Regions from separate parts of the Mus musculus genome. Here regions 2, 3, 4, 5 and 6 are each linked to region 1. Evidence: chromatin loops called from intact Hi-C (ENCODE). Cell type or tissue: left cerebral cortex. All regions are shown on one strand.

The links. Hi-C counts contacts between places; a loop is a spot of excess contacts. Peaks named below come from ENCODE experiments on the same cell type or tissue, not always from the same donor. Only the 100,000 strongest peaks of a DNase experiment are listed, where the experiment ranks them.
Region 2: a loop joins it to region 1, with 8 times the contacts of the local background. A loop is called at or near these places in 19 of 42 quality-filtered maps.
Region 3: a loop joins it to region 1, with 4 times the contacts of the local background. A loop is called at or near these places in 11 of 42 quality-filtered maps.
Region 4: it touches region 1 in a loop (2.4-fold over the local background); 5 of 42 quality-filtered maps call a loop at or near these places.
Region 5: it touches region 1 in a loop (6-fold over the local background); 14 of 42 quality-filtered maps call a loop at or near these places.
Region 6: it touches region 1 in a loop (2.3-fold over the local background); 2 of 42 quality-filtered maps call a loop at or near these places.

Annotation. Positions count from the first base shown.
Region 1 is chr12:30,367,895-30,371,894 of GRCm38, forward strand. All of the region lies in intron 1 of Sntg2 (syntrophin, gamma 2), which reads right to left. Among named protein-coding and RNA genes, the nearest start is that of Sntg2, 3.5 kb to the right of the region's middle. In left cerebral cortex, a CTCF peak has its summit at 2,118 (motif pointing left); DNase peaks (open chromatin) are centred at 2,114 and 3,099.
Region 2 is chr12:30,126,291-30,130,290 of GRCm38, forward strand. The region is part of intron 2 of Tpo (thyroid peroxidase); the gene reads right to left. Among named protein-coding and RNA genes, the nearest start is that of Tpo, 4.3 kb to the right of the region's middle. In left cerebral cortex, a CTCF peak has its summit at 2,473 (motif pointing right); DNase peaks (open chromatin) are centred at 2,482 and 3,083; H3K27ac peaks cover 517 bases.
Region 3 is chr12:29,925,040-29,929,039 of GRCm38, forward strand. It overlaps Gm31939 (a long non-coding RNA gene), which reads right to left. Exons shown (of 4, transcript XR_001780596.2): 3 at 3,190-3,278; 4 at 1-1,265. Among named protein-coding and RNA genes, the nearest start is that of Gm31939, 11 kb to the right of the region's middle. In left cerebral cortex, a CTCF peak has its summit at 2,004 (motif pointing right); a DNase peak (open chromatin) is centred at 2,040; H3K27ac peaks cover 261 bases.
Region 4 is chr12:29,936,098-29,940,097 of GRCm38, forward strand. It overlaps Pxdn (peroxidasin), which reads left to right and starts at 1,939. Exons shown (of 23, transcript NM_181395.2): 1 at 1,939-2,227. The coding sequence starts at 2,037. It overlaps Gm31939 (a long non-coding RNA gene), which reads right to left and starts at 1,890. Exons shown (of 4, transcript XR_001780596.2): 1 at 337-1,890. In left cerebral cortex, a CTCF peak has its summit at 2,392; DNase peaks (open chromatin) are centred at 1,982, 2,513, 2,689 and 3,259; H3K4me3 peaks cover 2,034 bases; H3K27ac peaks cover 2,880 bases.
Region 5 is chr12:30,576,672-30,580,671 of GRCm38, forward strand. It overlaps Gm32259 (a long non-coding RNA gene), which reads right to left and starts at 522. Exons shown (of 4, transcript XR_872635.1): 1 at 451-522. In left cerebral cortex, a CTCF peak has its summit at 1,549 (motif pointing left); a DNase peak (open chromatin) is centred at 1,551.
Region 6 is chr12:30,246,894-30,250,893 of GRCm38, forward strand. All of the region lies in intron 9 of Sntg2 (syntrophin, gamma 2), which reads right to left. Among named protein-coding and RNA genes, the nearest start is that of Gm32084, 100 kb to the left of the region's middle. In left cerebral cortex, no CTCF peak of the experiment used is centred here; DNase peaks (open chromatin) are centred at 2,218 and 2,359; H3K27ac peaks cover 423 bases.

The DNA.
Region 1 (4,000 bases):
TTTCTCCTCTCCTTCATAGTAGTAACTGCTATGAATAAACACTGCAGAATCAACTACCGGGGAATATAAGTAACACCTCAGACTTGCCTCCTCCTCCTAAGAAAAAGGGCATAATTGCCACTCCTTTAGAGATACTATTGTTATCAGAGCTGGGGTTGTCGCTTCCTAAAGGCCAGGCACAGGCACACTGCTCCTGAAGATGTCACAGGGAAGCCTCCGAGCAGAGCATACAGATAGCAGTGGATGCTGGTGGGAGGTCCTGGCTGCACCAGCAACTAGAATGAGCCAGGGATAGGGGAGCTAGGGCAATGCCAGGCTAGCACAGCTGTCCAGGAAACTGGAAAATCAAGGCCAAAAGTTCAGAGGGCACAGTCTAAATAGTCAGTAAGGTCTGTGGTCGACTCTACGATGCTCAGACATGTGGACATCAGAGAGGAAATGCAATTCAGGGTTTAGTAGACGCCAAGCCTTGAAGACATATTCTGTGAACCCTTAAACAGAGCCAGTCCAACTAGAATGGCTATAGACAGTTTGTGGGGGCCAGAATGAAATAGTGGCATAGTTTGGGAAGCCCCGGGACCAGTAACAAACAAGAGGTTATGCAAAATAACTTCCAGTGGCTACACTATGTACCCAAGTGTGAAAACCCAATTGAGGCAGTCATCATATTGGGTCAGGAAGAGGAGAGGAGCAGTGACCAACACACCCTAAAGCTGAGCATCTGCCTGCAGACAAAGGCACAGAGGTCTGGGACTGAGGCGATGGGGGCAGCCCTGTCCTCAGTGAGGCACATGACAAGCTCAGCAAGTGGAGTGCAGCACGACACCGCTTACCACAGGAAAAATCAGTCAGTCAATCGGAGACACAAGTTGGGGGGTGGCCCACTTCCTCTCTTTTACCTCATCTTGGAAAGGGCAAGGGGAGGGGGATTACTCTGTTCCAGTCCTAAAAGCTGAGTCACCTAGCAGTGTGGGCATGCCCTAGATGCAAAGTACTTGTTTCTCATGGAAAATAAATTAGATAACTTTTTAGGATCACTGACAATCATACCACCCTTCACAAATATGGACTGTTTATTAAGAAACTGGGTGGAATCCTATGGTTGTATTTTACCTATAACACAGTACTGCCACTTAGACCTCTAACTGTTTGAATCAGTTCTAGGAATGAGATTCAACAGTGTTGTGTGATTTTCCACCTAGTTACTTCAATTAAAATAAAAATAGATACGTTTATTCTTCACCAGTCTGGGCTTAAATGAATTTACTACTGTCTGGAGTGAGGCGTACTTTTCTTCCTGGAGCTGGGGTCCAAGGAACAGTGATGAGAGAAATAAATCCAAAAAATGAAAGTCAATGACCACAGTGACACACACACAGTGGTTTTAATATCTCATGTGATTGTATTTATCGTAATACAAGTCAGAGCTGTAACCAAGTGGAATCCGTCCAAATGTCAAATGGATTCTGGTGCCTATCCAAGCTGGGTAAGTCAAAATGCTGACAGTTTAGAGTAGCATCGTTCTTTCACAATACAAAAACATTACTGTAAATATTAAGGCAGATAAGGTGTTAGGCAGGTAGGGAAAATGGCGATAAAACGGGGTAAGCAGAATGAAAATTTAGCAATTTTGGAGTAAGTCATCTCTGAAATTAGCATACCTTATGTGTTAAAAATATAACCTGACATTTTTATAACTTTGCAATTACAGCCTTAAATAAGCTAAAAAGGCATAGTCGTTTTCCTTAAATCTTAATTATTTGCCTAATAAAAATGTAACGGATGAATAATAATACCACATCTGAAAAGAAATGTTTAACAAGGAAATTCAAACTGAAAAAGAATCACACAGCCCTCACAGCACATTTTAATAGCATGTGTTGAAGCGTGCAGGATGGTATAGAGTTTTAGTTGTCTCTGGGCAGGGTAGGATTTCGAAGATGCCCTGTGTGTCCTTGGGGGTAGAGAAGAACAGCCAGTGCTCCCAGAGGAAGCCAGGAATGGCCTTGAGTGGGGATCAAGTCCGCAAGGGGAGCTTAGTGCAGAAATAGAAGGGATAAGCCGGCTTCCACAGGCTGAATGGGACTCCAGGAAGGCCGAGGATTCAGCGCCACCTCCTGTTGGCAGAAAGCAATGCAACTTTTCCAAACCTATGTGAGCTCAGGGCAGCAGCGGTTATTGGACCACAAGGGAAACACTCACCAGTACAAAACCCAAGTGCCTTTTCCATGAAATTGTTAATGTCTTTTCCTTAGAAGGCCTTTAGAAACCTTCTTTTTTTTTCATCTTATACAACGAAATCGCTCAGTCTAACTGAATAGCCAGTTTCTGAGAACCATACTACCTAGATGTGTACATAATGTATGCATATATCGTAGCATCATAACGTACTACACTGAAATATGTCATATGTACATTGTCATTTCTAAATGACAGTTGATTGCTAAGGGTGACTGGTGTCAGAATGCAAGTGACCAATAAGAATTGCTCTGGAGAGTTTACAGGTGAGAAGGGGGTAAGTGGGCTTCCCCAGCGAGGGTTGCTAATTTTCTCCAATGCTAACCAGTGAGTTTCTCTTTATACTGTAAGTACAGTGCAAGCCCTGGGTACTAGCACAGCACAGCACAAGGGAGAAGGAAGGAAGGAAATCATTTAATAACAAGGGGTCTGGATTCAACAGTGCCCCCCTCATCCTGTGCCTCAATGCCACCTTCTCTGGCTTCTCAAAAGTGTGTTGTACGAGCCATCCTGGAATATATGTCTAGATTACAACCAAAAACTATACAGATAAGTAGATATGAGAAGTTGTTACATATATTTCAGAAAAAAGGGACAAATTTAATTTCTGATATTTTTAACAAGTAAATTCAGGTTTCTAAATTAGATCCTGTTTACATGTTCACCATGAGGCATGTTGTCTCCTGGTAAAAATCAAGTAACTCCTTGTTTTAAAATACATGGGATTGGCCTATGATGTCACAGGCACCAAAAGAAATTCTATTGGTGAGATCAAAAGTGTCTGAAAGAAATAAGGACGCACGTAACAGGAGCAGGAAACAAGGGGGAGTATTGGGATCCTACAGTGTCTGCTTAACTTATCTCTGCAGTAACAGCGGCTCTGGAAAAAAAAAATGGCTAAGAGATTCCCTTACGAAGCGTGCCTTCAAAACGACTAGAAATCTCTGCACCTTCCCATGGGCAGGGTAGATCATCCTATGAATTTACAGCTTACCAGTTCACACTGCTGTGCATTGAAGGGTGACCACTTAAAAATAAAAAAAAAATTACACAGTAAACACAAGTCCTGCTAAGAACTGCAGACTCTCAGTCTATGGAATGGTTGGTTCTCAGAACAGAACTTTAGGAAATGGCCTAACTCAGAAAATGTGTGTGAGACACCAAATCTGGCCCAATTGCTAGTATTCAAACAAGCAGCCATTATAGTGAATAATTATACTTTTGACGCCAGAGAGAAAAAAAGTCAGACTACATTAGATCCAGTATAATTATTTTTCTAAGTAAATGCTCTAAATTCTGTGAACTGAAACGATGGCATAGCTAGGCATTGCAAAGCTCAGTAATGTTATGCACAGTAATTGTTAAGAAACTGCAGAATTCTTCAAAGGTGTCTATGCTCCTGGGATTTGTTAGACACCATTCATCAGAGGTTCAAGTACTGCAGCATGAACTGCAGGTAACACAATCCTCGGATTCTGAGAATGTGCAAGTGTCAATCTTGGCAGATTTACTTTAAATACAACCCCGAACCTCAACACAATGGAGTTTAGCACTACATTACTGCAAACAGTTCCCTTCAAGTCCAGTTCTGATGGGCCATCTCACATCATCAAGGTTCCCGTGACACATAAGATGCTGAACGGGTCTTGGGACTGTCTTGCGACTTAGTGATTGACGTGGAGCTCAACAAGCTTATTTGAAGACTTCTGTGTCATGCATGCACTTAAAACTGAAGTCTGCCAAAACTCACGGAGAGGTTCAA
Region 2 (4,000 bases), 240 kb before region 1:
GAACACCCACTACTGAAGGGACATTATCTCCCCTAATGTGACAAGCCCAGCAACTATCTGGTCATGATGGACTTTGTCCTTAATGAGCAGTTTCACCACAGCTGGAATGCGACATCCTGCTCAGTGCTCTTACTGTGAGCATGTTATTTCTTCTCTCTGTTTATAAACACATTGCAGGGCTCTCTGTGATAGGCCTGTTGAGTTCAGAGGGCCAGAAGATGCTGGATCTCTTGTCTATGGTCCTATTTGCCCCAGCCTTGGTTCTTGACTTCTCTTCTCTTCCTCCTCTATGACATCTTTGCTTAATTTGGCTTTTATTTCTGGCTATCCTCCTCCAAATATTCATCTTCAACTTGAACTACTTCTGTCCCCACTAGTATTCATGGCCTCTGTCATGATTTCAATAACAATGGTACCTATAGGCTCATCTCTTTGAATGCTTGGCTCAATTAGTGGAACTATTTGGAAGGATTAGGAGATATGTTCTTGTTGGAATAGGTGTGGCCTTGTTGGAAGAGATGTGTCACTGGGGGTAGGTGTAAATGTATCAAAAGCCCACAATAGGATCAGTCTGCTGCCCCCCGCCCTTCGTGAACGTCTGTTTCTCTCTCTCTGCCTGGAGCCTACGGGTCAGGATGCAAAGCTCTCAATGCCATGCCTATCTGCCCACCATGATCATCTTAGACTAACTCTCTAAAACTGTAAAACAAGTCCCCAATTAAATGTTTTATTTTTATAGGCATTGCCTTGGTCGTCGTCTCTCTTTGCAGCAACAGTACAATGACTAAGATAGTCTTTGACATGTTGTCTGGAGTCAAGTGGAGTTGGGGACCCTTGAAAATGTGTGTCTTTTCCTTTCACTGCCTTAATGCCTTTTGGAAAGTTCTGTACACCCCCATTGCTGAGTGGGAAAAGTTATGTCTCAGACAACTCACTTCTTTTTTTGTTCTTGCTGTAAGTCAGGTGGCTTTCTAAATATAGACATGCTGGGTTGTGCCTCCCCTCACAACACAAAGACCCTGATGTCCACAGAGTGAAAACCACACTCCTTTCCATGGACTGTTAAGATCCTCGAAATCTACAAGGATACGGTTTAATTGTCAAAGCTCTAGGTATGGTAGCTTGATTCCCCCTTACTTTAAAATGTATTGCCATCCGGCACTAAAAAAATGGATTAGTGTATATAGGAACACTCACTGCATAAGCGTTAGAACCTCAGCTCAGATCCCATTATCCAGGAAGAGAGTTTGACATGGCTGCATGCACCTTTTACTGCAATACTGCACAGAGCAGGGATAGAAAGATTACTGAGGCTTATTGGCTGCCAGTCTAACTTCAGGTTCGGTAATCAAAACTGTCTTAGGGTAATAATGTAGAGAGTGATAGAGTAGGAACCCCGATACCCTCTTCTGGCCTCTATACACATGCACATGGGCAGAAGCACCCTTACACACCCGTGTCCACTCCCTCCATCCCCTCAAGTGTCTACTTAAATTATCCAACTCATTCCCTCTTTCTTAGCAGAATAAAGACCCTCTGAGTGGGATACAGCCGAACGAAACAGGATCAGTTCTTCACTGTGTGCCCTGTGCACTATGAGCCTTAGGGTGCTTGACTACATAGTCTTTACCTATTTGGTACCCAGGTGGAGGTTGAACTTAGTAGAAGCATTATGTGAGAGCTAAATGCTTGTGTAGAACAATTACCTATGGAGAAAAATTCTGTGTGTGTCTGTGTATATGTGTGAGTGTGTGTGTGTGTGTGTGTTTGTGTGTGCGCGCGCGCACATGCATATGTGAGTGTCATGTGCATTTCTGGGGAATAGTAGCTGCCAGTGAACTAATATCCTATTATTGACCAATATTAAGCTGATATTTAAATTATCACGATCATGTATTGCTTATGCTTCCATTTTGCCCAACTTTAAAGAAAGGTTGATTATTTCAAATTTTATCTTTGAACTAAAGATTTTTCTGTTGAAAAATTTCCCACAGAAACACTTCTCCTCTGTGATCTTCTAAACTCTCTGTGGAGCCGGATAGATTTTAAATTAATTATGTTTGGGATGACTAGAGGTGTCTCATTCATCCGCATCAGAGGAGAGCATCTTCTCTTCTGCCCATCTTCCCTCAACTTTCTGGGGCCGAATGAATTAGACAGGCAAAGGAAGGATAAACAAGAGAAAACTGGCTGCCAGCAGACCTTGGTCTGTGTGCTGACTTCTCAGGGGAGCTGCTGGGGCAGACACTTGGCGAGGAAGGAAAGAAAGAAGGGAAAGAGAAGGGTTGTTTCTTACTAGGGAACAAGCTTCAAATAGGCAGATAAATGGGGACTGCCTCCTGGCCACTGGCTGGCAGCTGTGTTGTTAATGTGGGTTCCTGGAAGTGTGTGGCTGCCTAGAGACCTGGAGTCTCCTTTCATTCTTCCTGGTAGGGAGTGGGGAGATACTCTGCAATGGATTTCTTGACCAGCAGGGGGAAACAGAGTGCTTCTCTAAGACCTGTGGCATTCTTTTGCATCTCAAGATCTACCCAGCAGGCAGGTGGCCAGGCTATCTCGGACTTGTGGTTGAGGCTAGAGTCAATGATCCTAAGAATTTCAACTTGGTCTCTTCTGTTTGTCTAGAACAGAAATCCAAATTCTAGAGAGTAACATGACTTATTCCCTGTCCCGGCTTTCTATGTGTATGTCCTGAAAGTGCCATCTGCTCTGGGAGGCACACTGGCCTCTAGAATCCCACCTCTTGCATATTCATAACTGGAATGCAAGAAGCCATTATACATGAAGATACCGTATGCCAGGACAAAGAAACAGGCTACATACTTCCAGACATGTTCACAAATACAAAGCAAAAGAAGTGAAAGAAAGCCAATGTCTTCCTGTCCAAAGCCACAGAGGCCCCAGGCTCCCACGTGCTGCCCTTGGCTGACTCTGGTCACCTGGGATTCACTCAGCGTTCTGTGTGGATCGTGTTTTGATGATCTCTGTTTTCAGAAATCTGGTGAACTGGAACAGAGCTGGCCAGCTTTCCTTTTAGACTCCCCCACTAGGCTGGCTTCCCAATCTCAGGATTTGCAGGCAGCTTTCCTGCTCACGCTGTTCATTTGCATCTTATTTTCTTTTCACAGCTACAACGAGCCGCTGAGTTCGCCATAAAGATAATTTCACATGGATCTTAATTTTGCACAAACACTGGAAGCCCATCTCAGTCTGTTGAGAGGAATACGCAGTGCTTCATGGAGCATGTGCTACAGAGGGTTGTCAAGAGAGGCTACGAGCAAAGTTTTCCTAGATTTATAATGGTCATGGGTATACTTTAGGAGAAAATGAAACCTTTTTTTCATTTTCAGTAGTTTATTACTGAATTTCCAGGTGCCGAGGTTTCTTTTCCTCTGTGCTTTGAGGCATCTGGCTTTGCATAGTAAGTGTGTGTGTGTGTGTGTGTGTGTGTGTGTGTGTGTGTGTTGTCCCCTATAGCTTTGCTTCTCAAAGTGTCATTGATGTCCCCCAAATGCACAAAGTCATCTGCATTCTCATTTTCCAAGTATATTTAATTTTGGTTGTAGTGAAATAGATCATATGAAAACTGTGTTTCAAATACATTTTACTGGTGAATATTTACTGTTTCAAAGGCACTGTTTACTTTTCAGCTGATAAACGTTCTTATATTAAAGAATAGAAAATTGAACCATTGTGAAGCAATTTCTATTTCAGAGTCTTGCAAAGTCCAGGCTGAGTTCACTCAAATGTGCTATACATCTGATGCTAGCCTTGTTCGCATGATCCTCCTGCCTCAGGTGGGATCACAGGGGCGCTACGACCCCAAGCAGAAGTAGAAGGGTAGGAGTAGTGATTTTGATGATTTTAAAAAAATTATTAACTCTAGGGCCTCACACATGCCCAGCAAGTCCTCCCTGATTCCAGACTGAAGGTACAGCCAAAGCTGACCTTGACATTGTGATTCTCCTGTTTCATCCTCTCCCATGTTTGCCAACCAATG
Region 3 (4,000 bases), 440 kb before region 1:
ACTGGGATTAAAGGCATATGCACCATTGCCTAGCTTCAAGTTTTGGTTTTTATAACCACAATACCTAAGCACAAGAGCTGGGGATGATGAAGGGAAAAGCCATAGTCTGTGGCCACAGCAGATGTCCCTCCCTCCACAGGTGTTAAAACAGCTTTGCAAGCACAAAGGATGCAGGGCAGTGAGGAGATCAGTTGACAGTTGACAGCAGGTAATGGCAGTCACTCTTGGACCATGGTAATAGGCACTGATAACACAGGGTCCTGCTGAGTGCCCAGCCACACCTCCTTAGCTGGCCTCATCCCTGGGAGGGGCAGCAGCCTTTCCCAGCCCCTCCTCAGCACAGCCAGGACCGGGCTTCTCTTCCAGTCACAATGACTGACCTGATATTCTGGCAGCAGGACACATCTGCCTCTTCCCAGTTAGACAGACAGACAGACAGACAGACCCTGTAGTGCTTGAACTAAGTAAGATTACACAGAGGAACCAGGGTCTTAACCAACATGCAATTTAACTATGTGCCAAGAAAAGGTTCAAGCATTGCATTTTGTCTTTCTATTTTAATTGTGAGTGCACGAGAACACACACACACACACACACACACACACACACACACACACACACACACACACAGACACACGGCCATCCTTGCTCCAGAGCTCCAAAGGTCCTCTTCCTTCTCTTCTCCAAACTGCATGGGATCCGTTTCCCACTCTACTCTGTAATATTACTTATAGCATTTATGCTGCCTCAAGTTATTTTTCTTCATCAAGGCAAGATATGGAAACAAAGGATACATGAGTCTCAGCAAAACCCGTGGGTTACATGGGGGAGGCCTAGTGGTGGATATCTAGTAATTGAAGGAAAACAGGAGGGAGGAAATGGAACATGGAATTACCAGTCACCTCTCTGGACGTAAGAGGCGACATGGGCTCAGGTAAGTCACAGCTGTCTTCTCTTTGTCCTGCTATGTGGTCTGTGTTGGTTGAAAGGAGGGATGTGCCCCCTAGGCTCCTATATTTGGACACATGTCCCAGGTAGTGGAGCTGTAAAACCTTTGACAGGTGTATCCTTGCCAGAGGAAGTGTGTCACTGGGGACGGGCGTTGGGAGTTCAGAGCCTCACTCCATTTCCAGATTGTTCTCTCTGCTTCAGATTTTCAGTTACGAATGTGACCTTCCAGCTTCTTGCTTTTGCTGCCTGCTGCTGTGCTTCTCGGGCCCTGGTGGACTCTGCCTCTGGAACCCGTAAGTCCAATGAAGTTCTTTCTTTAATAAAATGCAAACAAAGATGTGTGTTTAGGAGCACTGGACCCCGCGTCTGGTCACCATCACTGCTTCTGTCAGAAGGACTCGAACAGGTGAACAGCAGAGGTGTCTTCAGTAAGGGAAGGTTCCAGAGGAGCTGCATGGCAGCTGCTAGCCTTAGGAAGCTAGGAATGGCCCTGGGTTTCATCCCCAACACCGTGTAAACTGTATACAGTGGTGCATGCCTGTAATCCCAAGACTTGGGACGTAGAGGTAGGAAGACAATATGCTAAAGGTCATGTGTAGGCATAGTGTGTGCAAGGTCAGCTTAAACTACAGATGGGGTGCAAGGGAGGGAAATGGAAAGAGAAAAAAGGAAAAGGTGAAATGAAAGAGAAGGGAAAAAGAAGAGAAGGGGAGGGCAGGTTAGTTGGGACCTTAAAGCCTAGCGAGTAACTTCAGAACACACTGAAAGCATACATCCAGCTACTGCTAAGACTCCGGAGAAGCTCACAGTAAGTTTACTCTCTTCAGAAGCCTTCAACCATACTTGGGTATGTCCCATCTTCTCCCTAAGCACCACTCCTTTTGTTAATGCTTGTGCCTAAATATTGGTTAAAAATCTCTTCCTAATAATAAATTCCAACTCTACATCTACTCTTAAAAAAAAAAAAACAGAAGCAAGCAAACAAAACCACATAAAAATGAAAAGGAAAGAAAATTCTGGCTTTCCTTGAGTGGAAAGAAGTTCCTGGACTCCATGCTCCAGGGGGCAGTGTGGAGCTGTCTCTAGCTCCTGTGTTCACTGCCTCTGCTACTGAGGCATAGTAGCTTATAACTGACAGCTGTCTGCCTGCGTATGGTGCTGGAGGGAACAGGTCAGGGACAAAGCAGGAAGGCAGACAGTGATGGCAGAGGAGTGGTGGCACAGTGGGTCGGTTCTGGCTTTGGAAAGGGAAAGACATCAAGTGTCCTTTCTCATCTACCCCAAGCCCACTGACGTTCATTCTCCAGAGAGGAAGGTCCTTTTACCAATGTGTGTATTTGAGAAATATTCTTCAGATGTTTCAGAGGATGCAGGGGTGGGAGCCTTGAGCCAGAGATCATGGGCAGCTAGTGAGAGCGGAGCCTGGGCTCAGGAAATGGTGGTGGTTCTAGACAAAGGGGTAGACACATTGCTTGGCTTGTGGGGAGCAAACAGAGACCTGGAGTTAGTAGAAAGGGGTACAGAGATCTGCTCTCGGGGCACACAACCAAGCCAGCTCACTGCAGTCCAAGAAGACAGATGCAGGGAAACAGCTCAGTTCTGGCAGAAGCTTGTGTGGCTGCAGCCCAGGAGCAGGTGCCATCAAGTCCTATGAAGGCAGTTGCAGGTAGAAGTTAGAAGTGGCTTAAGGCTGGCTGATGCTGAAGAGAGAGCAAGAAGCTTGGTGTGTATATGTGAATGTATGTGTGTGTGTGTGTGTGTGTGTGTGTGTGTGTGTGTGTGTGTGAATGTATGTGTATGTGTGTGTGTATGTGTGTGTGTGAATGTATGTGTGTGTATGTGAATGTATGTGTGTGTATGTGAATGTATGTGTGTGTATGAATGTGTGTGTGTTTGTGTGTGTGTATGTGAATGTATGTGTGTGTATGTGAATGTATGTGTGTGTATGAATGTGTGTGTGTGTTTGTGTGTGTGTATGTGAATGTATGTGTGTATATGAATGTGTGTGTGTGTGTTTGTGTGTGTGTGTATGTGAATGTATGTGTGTGTATGAATGTGTGTGTGTGTTTGTGTGTGTGTTTGTGTGTGTGTATGTGAATGTATGTGTGTGTGTATGTGAATGGATGTGTGTGTGTGTGTATGTGTATGTGTGTGTATCTGGACACTGCCCAACTCCATTATGCTAAGAAACCAGTGTCCCTGGAAGCCTGAAGGCAAACACTGAGCTTCTCGCCTTACCATCCTGTGTCCGGGGTGGGGAAGGATGTCTCTGATCTTCAGTCTGTGTGAGAAGGAGCTTTGCAGTTCCTACCCATGGTGTGACAGCTCTGAAAGGGACAAGCAAGCTGCATCAGGACCCTGAGAAAAGCAAGCACAGTCAGTTGACTATAAAGCTCCTCCTCTGTTTGGTAACCAGCAGCTTGGCCCAGCTGGCCCCAGCCTCCCTCCATCACTGGCTGACACTAAGGGAAGGTAGGGTCATGAGCCCGTTGTATCAAAAGCTAGATACTCAAGAAATAAAACTAGAGCATAGGAAAGCCCTCTACTAACCGAAATATATGCCCAGCCCAGGTCCGATGTTTTGTTTGTTTGTTTTGTAATAAACAGTCCAGATTTGGCTCTGTTTGGCTAAGAGAAATTTTTGGATTTTTTTTTCTGTTGCTTGTGTGTTTGCTTGTTTGTGACAGGGTTTCTGATATGTAGTCCTGACTGTCCTGGAGCTCACTATGTAGACCAGACTGGCCTTGAACTCACAGAGATCCACCTTTTACCTCCCCATTATTCAGATTAAAGGTGTGGGCCAATGCAACTGGCTTAAATATCCTGTTTAAAGAGTTTGATTCAGACAGGACTAGAAGCTAGAATGCCTGACATTCATTGTGAATGCCTGAAGAGCCAAAATGGGTGCAGAAGAATCCAGGGAGACCCTGTTGTCTCTATGAACACTGTCTGAATTTTCTATAATAAAATGAATTATTCCTATAATGTAAAATCTCTACATGGGACTCATGGGACTCTCCGAGGTACTCTGTTCTTGGGTTGCACCTCA
Region 4 (4,000 bases), 430 kb before region 1:
TGCCTGCAGGGATGATAATCTCCAGGCTATGGAAAATCACAGTGTGGGGACTACCCAAGGGTTAAGGGGGGAAGTGCAGAGTTTAAGGAAAAAAGATTTATTTTGGTTTCTGGTATCACACACTTGACTAAGATTTTCTAACAAGTCGGTGAGGCATGTGGCCTAGGGACCCTGGATTTGTAGCTGCCGTTGAAGGCAACGCTGTCTTGTACTGGACAGGGTCCATCGGGCTCCTGACTTGTACTAACTGCAGCAGATAGGAGTCTGGTTTCTATCACAGTACACGGGCTTGACTGTTCCATCTTGCCCTGTGCTCATCTCGGCTGCAATACATACCTGGGAATTCTGCCCTCATGGAAACTTAGATCTGCTTCTGCAGGAGCTCCAGGCAGTGAAGGTCTGTTCTGCTGGGGTGGGCAGCCTCTCAGGAGGCTTTGGGGTTGAACGATTCTTACTCTCAGGAGTGTGGCCTGGAAAGTGATAGCATGCTGGCAGTTTAGCAGGAAGGCCTGAATCCCGATCTCTCTCTGGAATACATGCTGCAGGTGGTCGGAGGTATTCCAGTCATGGAGAGATCCCAGTGACTAGGAACTGGAGCCTCCTCCAACAGCCTCCAGTTCCCCCACCGTACAGCCTGGCACAGTGCATCGGAAGTCTCCTGACAGTGCCTGAGTGTGACCCCATCCCTGGGCAGTACCCTGATGCCCAAGTCAGAGTGGAAACACAGTAGTTTGCAGGTCAAGATACATCTGGTGTCTTGTTTTTTTTTTTTTTCAATAAAGTAACAAAACACGGAGGGAAAACTTAAGAGAGAAAGATCTGTGTTGGCTCAGAGTTTCAGAGATTTCAGTCTGCCTGTCCAGAAAGGCCTGGCAGAACTGGGTAACTCCCTTTACATAGCCAGAAATCACAGAAGGAACACCTGGGCTGTTGGACTTTCCTCTCCATCTATCCTATTACACTGCCAACCTATGGGTGTCATTCTGGTTCTTAGTAGGTCTTCTCCTTTTAGGTAACTTTCTATAAATTCCCCCAGAGTTGAGTTTTATACTCTCCTAGGTGCTCAGTCCAATCAAGTTGAGAATCAGGATCAACTGTCACACCTGGGCTCCAGTTCCAAACCTCACATTTAAGACCTCTGCTCCCTTGGTTGTATTGCCTAACCTGGCCTTCCTGGCTGAAGAATGGAGAGACTGGAACCCCAGGGAGAATCAGAGAACTGTATAAAGTGTCAGCATTCAATCTTGCAGAGTACACTCTGATGTTAACCTCAGGGCTTCCCTTGTCTTAACGCTGTCCACGCAAAAGCCATCCCATCTTCCCCACAAGGGTTCCTCATTGGCGGTGAATGTTGGAGACCTCAGGAATCTCTCGCTAGGGAGCTTCTATTTCTGCAGCACAGCCTTCCCACAAGCTGTGCACTGGGGGGTGGGGAGGTTGCTGTGCCTCAGTTTCTCAAGTAGGAACGAGGAAAACTAGAGATAGATGTTTTGTGTGGGAACAGTGGTGGGCACGGAGGCAAAAGAGGCAGTGCCGCGAAAGCTCACTTCCTAGAACACAACAAAATTTGTAAGTATTCAAAAAAGGTATTACTAGCAACAAAACCCTTGGATACAGGGAGAAAGGATGATAAAGGGATGTGGGGTAACTTTGTTGTGGTACTGCAGTTTTAAAAGCAGAATCAGGGATCCAATCTCTGTCCCAAGCGACACCTCTGCACCTCTAGGAGCCCCCCACAGTGGAGTCTGTGTGCACTGGTCCTGCAGTCCAAGGAGGCCCTGCTGCACCTCCGAGAAGGGTCGCTAGGTTCAGACACCAAGGCCCTGGTGATTGCCCAGCCCCCGCCCTCTGCGAAGCTAAGAGGGGGCGGAGCCACGCGCATGTGCACAGCTGGCGCCCCCCTCCCCGCCCCCCGCGCACAGCTGGGACGTGGGCCGGGGACCGGAGGGCTCAGTTGGGAGCCGGCGGTGGACGCGCCCGCCGAGGCCTCCTCCGCTGCTGTTCACGCGTGCCAGCTCCTGTCCGCGCCATCTGCCATGGCCGTGCGCCCCACGCGCCGCTGCCTGCTGGCGCTCCTGCTGTGCTTTGCCTGGTGGGCCATGGCGGTGGTCGCCTCGAAGCAAGGGGCAGGCTGTCCAAGCCGCTGCCTGTGTTTCCGTACCACCGTGCGCTGCATGCATCTGTTGCTGGAGGCCGTGCCCGCCGTGGCGCCGCAGACCTCCATCCTGTGAGTGCGGCCCGGAGGGCGCTGGGGTCTGCGGGACGTGCGATTCAGGGGGATCGAGGGGCGTGGGTATCTTGGGGGGCAGGGGTACTGGTTTGGAGAGGTGGGCTACCCCGGCGTCCGGCGCAGGGTGTGCTGGGCCTTTTGTCCGTCCTGGCTAGGACGCCAGGGGCGGACCTGAGCGCTTAGCGCGCGGCCTGGGGAGCCGCCTTTGTTCAAACTCGGAATCTCCCGCTGGACCGGGAAGTAGTAGGGAGTCGCCAGGGAAAGCCCCGCGCGTCTCTCGAGCCCTCCCCGCCTGGCCTTCCCTCCGGTGTCTTCTCAACTTTCTCTCCACTCGGGGTTCCTCTCCCTCTCTCTTCTCTAAAGCGCAGGCCTGGGGTTGGGTCGTCCCTCCTCCGACCCCTTCTTTCTCCATCAGTGTACCTGCCCCCCTTTCTCCTCCTTCTGGAAGGATGCCCACCCCACATCACCCTGCGCCAAGGAAACCTCTTGCAGATTCTGGGTCCCGCGGCGCCACAGCGCCAAGTGTACTCCCATCGGCTTCTGCGCTGGAGCCTTCAAGTTCGCTGGGTGTCCTGAGGACTCTGTTGGGCGCAGCCCTTGTAAGGAGCTTTTTCTTTGCTTGGAAGAAGCTTGGCGTTCCAGGTGCCATGGAGGGCCCACCATCGTGCGGGTGGCCAAGTTCTGAGCAGCTCTGGGACTCTCCTCTTGCTGTTTCTACTCAGTTGGTCAGTTTCGCAGACGTCCTCCACTTCCTGGCTTTTTCACCTGGAGTTGTGCTTTGCGCCTTCACCGAAAGCCCCCAGATCTGAAGGAATCCCAGTGCTGCAGAGTTGGCTGCAGGCCTCTGTGTGTTCTGAGATTTGGTTCTGTGAAGGAAGGCATGCGTTTAGGGGCCAACTGTAATTCAGGGTCCTGCAGCTGCACTTCTGCATTCCAAAAAGAGTTTTCACTTTTTTGTGGCTGGGCTGGAGGACTTTGGCATCTCTGAGGATGCCTGCGAAAGTTATAAAAATCTGAGGGAACTATTCAAGGAGTGGGCGGTCGGTCAGGGCTCTCACTTCTAAAAGTGCATGGGTGTCCTACTTCCTCTGGGGGAGATTGTGCGGGCCGCACGCGGCCAGTCTGGGGTGGGAATGCCTAGCCTAGTCCTCTAGAGAGCTAAATAAGGCTTCCATTCCAGAGGGTGTGGATGGTCAGCCAAGGCTGCATCTGAGAGGACAGACAGTGTGCTTTAAACCAATAAACTTTTTAAACTGGGCCAGAGTGGAACGTCTCCAAATACAGAGAATTTCTGTAGTGACTCAATGGCCAAAACTTGGACCCTAGAGTCATTTCTCACATCTGGGCAAAGTCAGATTCTCAGACTGTTCCCAATTCTTAGTTGCTTTCTGCAGCAGTGTTTTTACATGAGTGCTGTAGAACCCAGCAGGAGTCCCCCCACTCTGCCTTGTATGCTACCATGCCACATAAAAATTTAGTGTGTGTGTGGAGGGGTGGGGGGGCGGGGGCAAGCTTAGTGGTTAAAGAGGTCTGCAGCAAAGCTTGACAACCTGAGTCTTAAGGCCCACATGGTGGAAAGAGAGACCTGACTCCTGCCTGCAAATTGCCCTCTGACTTCCAGATGCATGCCACATGCCCCTCCCTCCCTCCTTCCTCCCCTCCCTCATATACAGGAATAAACTTTTTAAAAAGTAATTTAAAAAATTAAATGCAGCAAGGGGTGTATAAGGTTTCCAGAAAAACACCAGAGATGCTGTTTGAAAGATTTCC
Region 5 (4,000 bases), 210 kb after region 1:
ACCTGAGCACTCATGAGATCCTAAGGACAGGGTTGGTTCTATGGAGTTCTGTTCCTAAGGACAAGAGTGATTCAAATGAGACAACAGTTTTACTTACAGTACCATCTTCTACTTTCTCTCCTACACACTCTGGAACCAGGCAACCACATGCTGTGTTGAACCTGATCTGCCCTGACCTGATCCTTGTCTCTCAGTGAAGGCTGAATTCAGCAAAATCTAAAGTCTAGCTCCAACTGGCCTCCATGCCAGGGCCTCTACTTTTGCATCCAGTCTACCCTGGCTTCTCTGTCTGACTTCAGTAGGTACATGAATGGCCTTGGCTCTTAGTTTTACTGGGCTAGACTCCAGAAGTACTGTTCTGGCTCAAGTAGTAGTAACTAAAAACTACACACATGGAAAATAAGCTAAGGAAAACTGCCATGCTTCACCTGTACCCAAGCCCTTGCCTACCTGGCATTGCCTGCAAAGAAGAGCACGGCACTCACCAACCAGGAGCAGGAGGCTGGGGCTGACAAGGGTGGCACCTGGAGCCACCAGAGGTCTGGAGTTTAGATACAAACATTGACAGAGCTGCTCATCTACGCTGTGCTGGCTTTCCTCTCACTTCCCTGACTTCAAATATAGCAAACACCCAAGAGAGTGTTTGTGCATCTGTACCTCCAGCCATAGAGCCAGGTGCGTTTTTCTTTTCTTTTTCTATTTTGAATCAAAGCAAAAAAAACAAAAACAAAAGGAGAGATAAAAGTATTCAGATGCTGAGGGTTATAATCAATGCACCTGCTGGTATTAGCTCCCCAAATATGCATATTCTTCTGGCATATCGCTTGGTGGTAAGGAATGAGGCAGAAATCGGGACTCCTTGTGTTGTATTGACTGCATTGTCCCAAGAAAATGCAGTGGCAATGGGTTCCTTCTGCCCCCTTCCTTCCTCTTAAGGAGTAGCCTGTCTGTTAATATAAGGCAGTTTACAGAGGTGTGCCTGGTTAGAAATGGAAGACATAGCCTCTTCCTTGGGGCAGTTTCTAAATGAGTTATCACATGTGGTTTTTTTTTGTTCAGCCATCCCCGTGCTGCTAGAGATGTTGAAGGTGTGAAAATAAATGGCACAGATTGGTGAGCCACATGAGAGGTTCATACTTAAGGAGACAGGGATAAATAAATTAAACTAAGACAGCGGGATGTGTCCTGCTCAGTGTTTATGTGAATGTCTCCACGAGCATTGAAAAAGGAGAATAATAAAATATCATAAGTATAAAATGACAGTGTGCTATCAGATTCAGTAGGTATTTTTCTCTAAATGTTGTACCTGTGATTACCAATTTTTTTCACAGGCAATTTTTAAATGACTAGTCTTCTAAAACTTAATCTATGCCAGAGGAGTAAAATAATGCTGTGTTTATCTATTCCATCATTCTCAATAAATATATTTAATGGTGCAAACTAAAGCTCTCGCTTCAGAAACTGAACATATGAAAGTTTACTTTTTTCAAATGTGGAAATGTATGACAGGCTGCCTGTTGGCCTGTTGGAAGGAAGGTGCTTCCCCCTAGTGTCCAGTTAAGGTATTTGAAAGCCCTGCCTGCAAGACCAGAATGTCTTCCCAGACCTCTGACTACTGGGGAAATGACAAGTAAATGACTCCTCCCTTTGCAGGAGTGACAGCGATTGTTCTCATACGGATACTATTGTAATTACAAAGAGAGAATCGCGGTTTGAACTTCTGGATGTTTTGAGTGTGTGTGTGTGTGTGAGTGTGTGTGTGTGTGTGTGTGTGTGTGTGTGTTTGAGTCTAAGCAATATTAAAAAGCTACAGCTATGAGTGGATGAGGAGTAGAACAAAAAACAAGGGTTTTAGGAGCACAGTAGTGACAAAGCTGCTACTGGGTCGTGACCACTAAGGTGAGCACTGGGTCATCACCACTAAGGTGAGCACTGGGTCATCACCACTAAGATGAGCACTGGGTCATCACCACTAAGATGAACACTGGGTCATCACCACTAAGATGAGCACTGGGTCATCACCACTAAGATGAGCACTGGGTCATCACCACTAAGATGAGCACTGGGTCATCACCACTAAGGTGAGCACTGGGTCATCACCACTAAAGTGAGCACTGGGTCATCACCACTAAGGTGAGCACTGGGTCATCACCACTAAGGTGAGCACTGGGTCATCACCACTAAGATGAACACTGGGTCATCACCACTAAGATGAGCACTGGGTCATCACCACTAAGATGAGCACTGGGTCATCACCACTAAGATGAGCACTGGGTCATCACCACTAAGGTGAGCACTGGGTCATCACCACTAAAGTGAGCACTGGGTCATCACCACTAAGGTGAGCACTGGGTCATCACCACTAAGGTGAGCACTGGGTCATCACCACTAAGATGAACACTGGGTCATCACCACTAAGGTGAGCACTGGGTCATGACCACTAAGGTGAGCACTGTACAATCTCAGGAAATGAGACAGGAGGAGCACAGGAGAAGGATGAGAGACTCTGTGCTTCTCACTCAGGGTTCATGGTATCTTCTAAGAAGAAATATGATCCATCCCTTGTATTTGTTCCTCTTGTATACAGTGGATCAGATGCAGGCCATTCTCCCTTCCGTTGTGTTGTAGCAATGTGCAAAACTGAACATCAGACAGATGAAAAATGCTGTTTTAGGTGTTTCAACTAAGAAAAAGCTAGGAAGCAGCAAAAACGAGGCCTAAGGCCAGGGGTAGATGCCAAGCCCGTGTGGAGTTGGTGATCAGATGACCAAAGAAGTCAGACTTGCTGGCAACATAGACGATCAGCTGACTGGCAAAGTCATGCTCCCTAAGAGCACCATGATTAGATGGTCCTGGTCTTTCCAGGAGTTCCTGCCTGAACAGTCAAACAACGCTTTTTTGACCTCCTTTGAAACGTCTAATAAAAAGAGAAATGCTATCAAATAATTCATTGTTAAAATTTTGTAGCTGATACTAAAGGGAAAAAAATTGGATTGTAGGTCAGGTCAAAATGGATTAGGAATCCACAGAGCATCTGCCCAAGTCAGGTTTCCAGCAGATGACTGGTGTCTGGCCTGGCTGGGCCCTCATTTGGTGATAAGTTATCTTTCTTTACCCTAGGTCAGAGGCACTTCTACACATCTGACTATCATTCAAGTGAGACACAGAGAGGCAATGGGTGCCTGGCCCTGAGGGATGTGCTCAGCACCACCTCCTAAGACACCCTTGAGATGAAGTCATGGGCCAGCACTCTTAGACCCCCAAATGAATGACAAGACTAGAGTCCTAAACCAGAGAGCAGAGGATAATTTCTAGAGGTTGTAGTAGAGACTCGTGGTATCTTCCTTGATCCTCAGAACCAAGCACATTGGGTAGCAGATCATTGGAAGAGATACAGATATGGTCTTAGTCTTACGAACCTTTCCTAAGATGCTCTCAGCTACCTTCCAGGAAGTTCACCCGACTTTTCACAAGTGTTGGAGAAGTCACTTGGCACACAAGTTTTTAAGGCTCAGAGGTAGGAGCTTGTAGGGTAAGGCCATCAATAGTATTGGCCTGAAATCACCTGAGCACAGCTCTCCTGCTGGAGGATGCTCAACAGCACCACTGTTGTCAGTTACCAGAACACGACCATGATGACCTGCATGTCTCCTGACCAGTGCAGATAAAAGCCTAGAGACAGCCATCTTTCATGATCTCAATGGATGGGAGATTTCAGGGAAGGGGTGAGGGGGCTCCTTTCCCTTCCAGTGTCTCCTTAATTTTTTTTCTATCCTGATTCATTAAGGACTTCTAACCACCTGCTGAAACTGAGATAATTATCAACCCTGCCAGTTCTTGACAAAATTGCTTACTTATGAATAGCTCTCGCCAGTCTACCCTAATTATCCCTTTATTTAAACCTCATGTCACTTTCCTGAAGACAGACTTAGGGCAACTGAACTCCTGTATCTTGTTTCTATTCGCTATATGGCTGAAATGATTAAACCTTTATCTCTAT
Region 6 (4,000 bases), 120 kb before region 1:
AGCAGCTGGAGAAGGGGACAACCAGAAGAGAGAACAGCAAGACTGCCTGCCAAAGAGGGCAACGCTAGCCTGGCATGTTTCCCCAAAAGCCCAACCCCCAAAGAAAGATTTTTGCAACAGAAACAAGTGTTGGGGTTCTGACGGTCTCTGTACACCAGATGTGAAGACTCCTACTGGACCCAAATATAGAAAAGATATGCAAACCAACAGATGTGCAAATTATAACACAGAAACATGAAAAAGCATTGCAATGGGGCTCTTGCAGAAGTCCAAAGTGCCTCAACTACTAAATGCACAGATATTAAAGGAAGCAAAATGTCTGACCAATATTCTAAAGCTTTCTGGTAAAAATTATCAAGAACCTGAAAGAGGTTACAGAGAAGGCGATAAAGTCAATCTAGAATAGAAGTAAATGGACTCTATTCAGTCTTCAGACAAACAGGAAAACAAGCAGACTCCAACCCTCTGGTCCTCATTTGTCAGTGAGAAGGGTACCATCTACCCAGGATGATGTTTGAAGACCTATGATGATGGAGTGAAGCCCAGTCCTCTGTCTGGACCTGAGTGGAATTTCAGTTAATGTGACTAAAAGAATTTTAACAGGATTTGATTATGTTTTATGAAAGTATTACATAAGTTATTACATATTACATATTATTTATTTATAATTGGAAAAAGTTATTGATTAAGGATATAGAATATGGCTGGAAATCTACCACATTATACCTGAGCTCTCATCTGAAACAGAAACCCCTGCCTCTTTTTCTCCAAGCTGATGGAATGCCATATGCAGCCCCTTCTCCATCCAGGGATCCTGAGACCCAAAGCCTTGTCTCTACTCCAGCAAGATTTTTCACCCCCAAGATACCCCTATCCAAGGACAGGACTGCTTCCAAGAGCGCTGTGGCATCTACCTGCATGGTCAGCAGCTAATTGCTATCTATTCTCACCAAAAGGCCAGGCAAAAGCCATGTAAGGCTGAAGGAACAGTTGAATTTCAAGTATCAACTACTTCTGTATTCTCTGGTGCTGACAATACAATATCACTATACCACCCACATCCATATTAGTGACCATATAATCTGATTATGTCTTCCTCAAATGAAAACCTGTTAGATTATCTCAAAGCCAGTTGAATGCAATATATTGATGCTACATCAGGGTTCAGTTATGGTGATGGGATATGACTTAATCTGCCAATCAAATCCCTCATTTTTAAGCCTTCATCCTTATTTGCATCATAATCCCCAAACTTGTTATTTTATAACTTGTTCCACTAAAAGTCTCCTTTTCATCTCAAAACCAAACATTAAATGATACCTGAAGTATTTTCTGAGAAAACTTCATCGATAAGTATATTGGCTCATTAAAGGGCCTCATGTACCAGGGAAGTGTACTGTCCAGATCTTCATGGAGCTGGGACAAGCTAGGATTCGTCCACACCATGCACACTGCTCAACACAGAAACAAACCCTCTGGTCACTTGCGCCTTTTCTGTTTCATTTAGATACTGGCAGGAAATTGAAAATAAATTCTTAGTCCACGAACTGCTTAAATTCTGCCCCAGGAGCCTTGGGCAATGTTTTCTAGCTAGGATTCTACTGATTTTTACAGAGGTGAGAAAATTAGTAAAGAATTTCACTGGGTCCAGTGGATGGAGGCAGGGGGATCAGTTCAAAGCCAGTCTCAGTTACAGCTTTGTGAGACTCTGTCTTGAGGGAATCCCTAGTTTAAAAAAAAAAAAGGAAAGGATACAGAATTGTATACCCCTCTCCTATTTCTGCCTTTTAAAAATGATTATTCTTTGTGTGTGTGTGTACATGTGTTCATGCTTGTGTGGGCATGAGCACCCTTAAAGGCTAGAAGGCAGTGTTAGATCACCTGCAACTAGAGTTACATGGGTGTTGGGAAATTCTGCCCTTTTGATGTGCATTTTCTAATAGGTCAACAATGTGCAAAGAATTCTTACACTTTTCAAATGAAAGTATATCAATTCTCTTTGTATCTCTCTGTAAGTCTTTGAAGTCAAAGATTAAATAACATGGGAGGGGCAATGAAGATACTTTACACATCTAACAAACAATGGTACTTAAAATGAACAACAAGAAGAGCCAGCAGGCAGATTCCCTTCCTTTGTAATAATCAGTGTGCGTCAGTTTTCAAACACAGCCATGGTGTTATCCTCACCCTATAAGGGTGTTATTATCAAGATTCAGAAACTGAGCACATACACATTAACCATTTACCCAAGTGTACTCATAAGGCCAGGCTAGCAAAGGCAAGGACCCTCAGTCACCACCAGGAGAGAGGAGGGGCTTCTGACTCCAGCCCTCTCTTAGTGCCTGATATTAAAGGCATCTGATCTGGAGAAACTATAAGATCCCATGCCCCGAAACCATGGCAACCGCTATTTCCAGGAGCACATGGCTCATTCTTCCCCAATCTCACTATTCATTTGTATGTGGTTTCTGATTTGGGTTTGGTAATTCTACACTGGCTATGGTGGCTAGTGTCTGTCATTTTCCTTTTTCCTTTTGGGACAGGACCACAGACTGAAGATGCGTGGGAGTCACCCTGCTACCTTGCAGGGTAAACTTGCAGGAGCTTTGAATCAGGTCTTATCTAAGTAAAGACAACCAAAACAACAACAAACTCTCTATGCCAGAAAATTGCTTGGCAGAGAGAACCCTTCACCTTCTTAAGATCACATCTATACTGAGCAGGAAGCAGAGGGCATTTGTAAAACACAGCTGGAGAAGTCTCCACTTAGCTCCACATAAGAAAGACAGTTCATTCCAAAGAAGAAATCTGGGTAGATGGTCCCTGGGAAGGACTTGGTCTTCATGGGTGACAGGCCAAAGAACTGTCAACATCAGTGTCATTTTTAGGACTGCAGAAGGAGCTCCACTGCCACTTCCTACATGTGAGAGCAAAGTGAGAGGGTGGCAGTCCCCTGGGTCACCAGGACCAGTCTCTTCCCTGACCCGGGATTCCAGGCTTCACAATGAGAGACAGATCACTGATGCTCTCTGGCACCTGGCCTGTGTAGCTCTGTCACAGCAGCTCCAGAGGGTTCAGACTCTACTGAGCCAGATTAACCCACACTGGGAGAGTCATTGCCTCTAAAACCTTCTCCAACTCTTCTCCCAACCGAGGCTCTGGACTTGGCATTAATTTTCCTGGATAAGAACCAGTGACTGGGCCTTTTATAACTGTGAAAAGTTCTTAACCACCCCGTAGTTCTTAAAAACGAAGAATCCGGTAAACTGAGGACCGAGAGTCAAGATAACACGACTTTGCCTATAGCAGTGAGCCAGGACTGGAGAAGTCACATGCCCCTGCCACTGACGGAGATGAAAGATTTGTGAGCACAGTGGGCAGCCAGGAGAGGCTCCGGGGAGAAAGTCATCCACACTCTATGCTTCTTTCATCTATTATGATTCAATTCTTCCAACTTTAAAACCTCTTCCTATTTATTTTCATTTCTGATCTTGAGAGCCTATTAAATCTCTACACACAAAGGAAAGGAGAATCAACTTAGCGTACAAATGGGAAGACTTGTGATGAGTTTATCTTGCTCAGCTAAGAAGCAATCTTTGTGTCTGAAAGTGGAGGCTTCAGTATCCATCAGCACACAGGGCACTAATCCCTTACAGTCAAGATGAATAATCCCCAGAGATAGAAATGAAAGATTCTACATGGAGAAGCTGATATTTAATGCAGGAGGAGAGGCAGACAGAGAGGTTGAGGGAGTCAGACACAGAGGGTGTAAGTGAGTCACATCTAGAAGAAAGATGGCAGGTCTGGAAGAAAGATGGCTGGTTGGGGCAGCAGGGCAGGAGTGTGGAGGTAGCTAAGGGAACAGTTGCAGAAGCATTTTGCTTCTGGACCTAACTGCATGGACTCAGATCAGGACAATTATACACGAGCGGTCACTCCCCAAGGCAGTAGACTAAGGCAAAGACTCCGAAGAATTATCTGTGGCTTCCGCAAAATACTA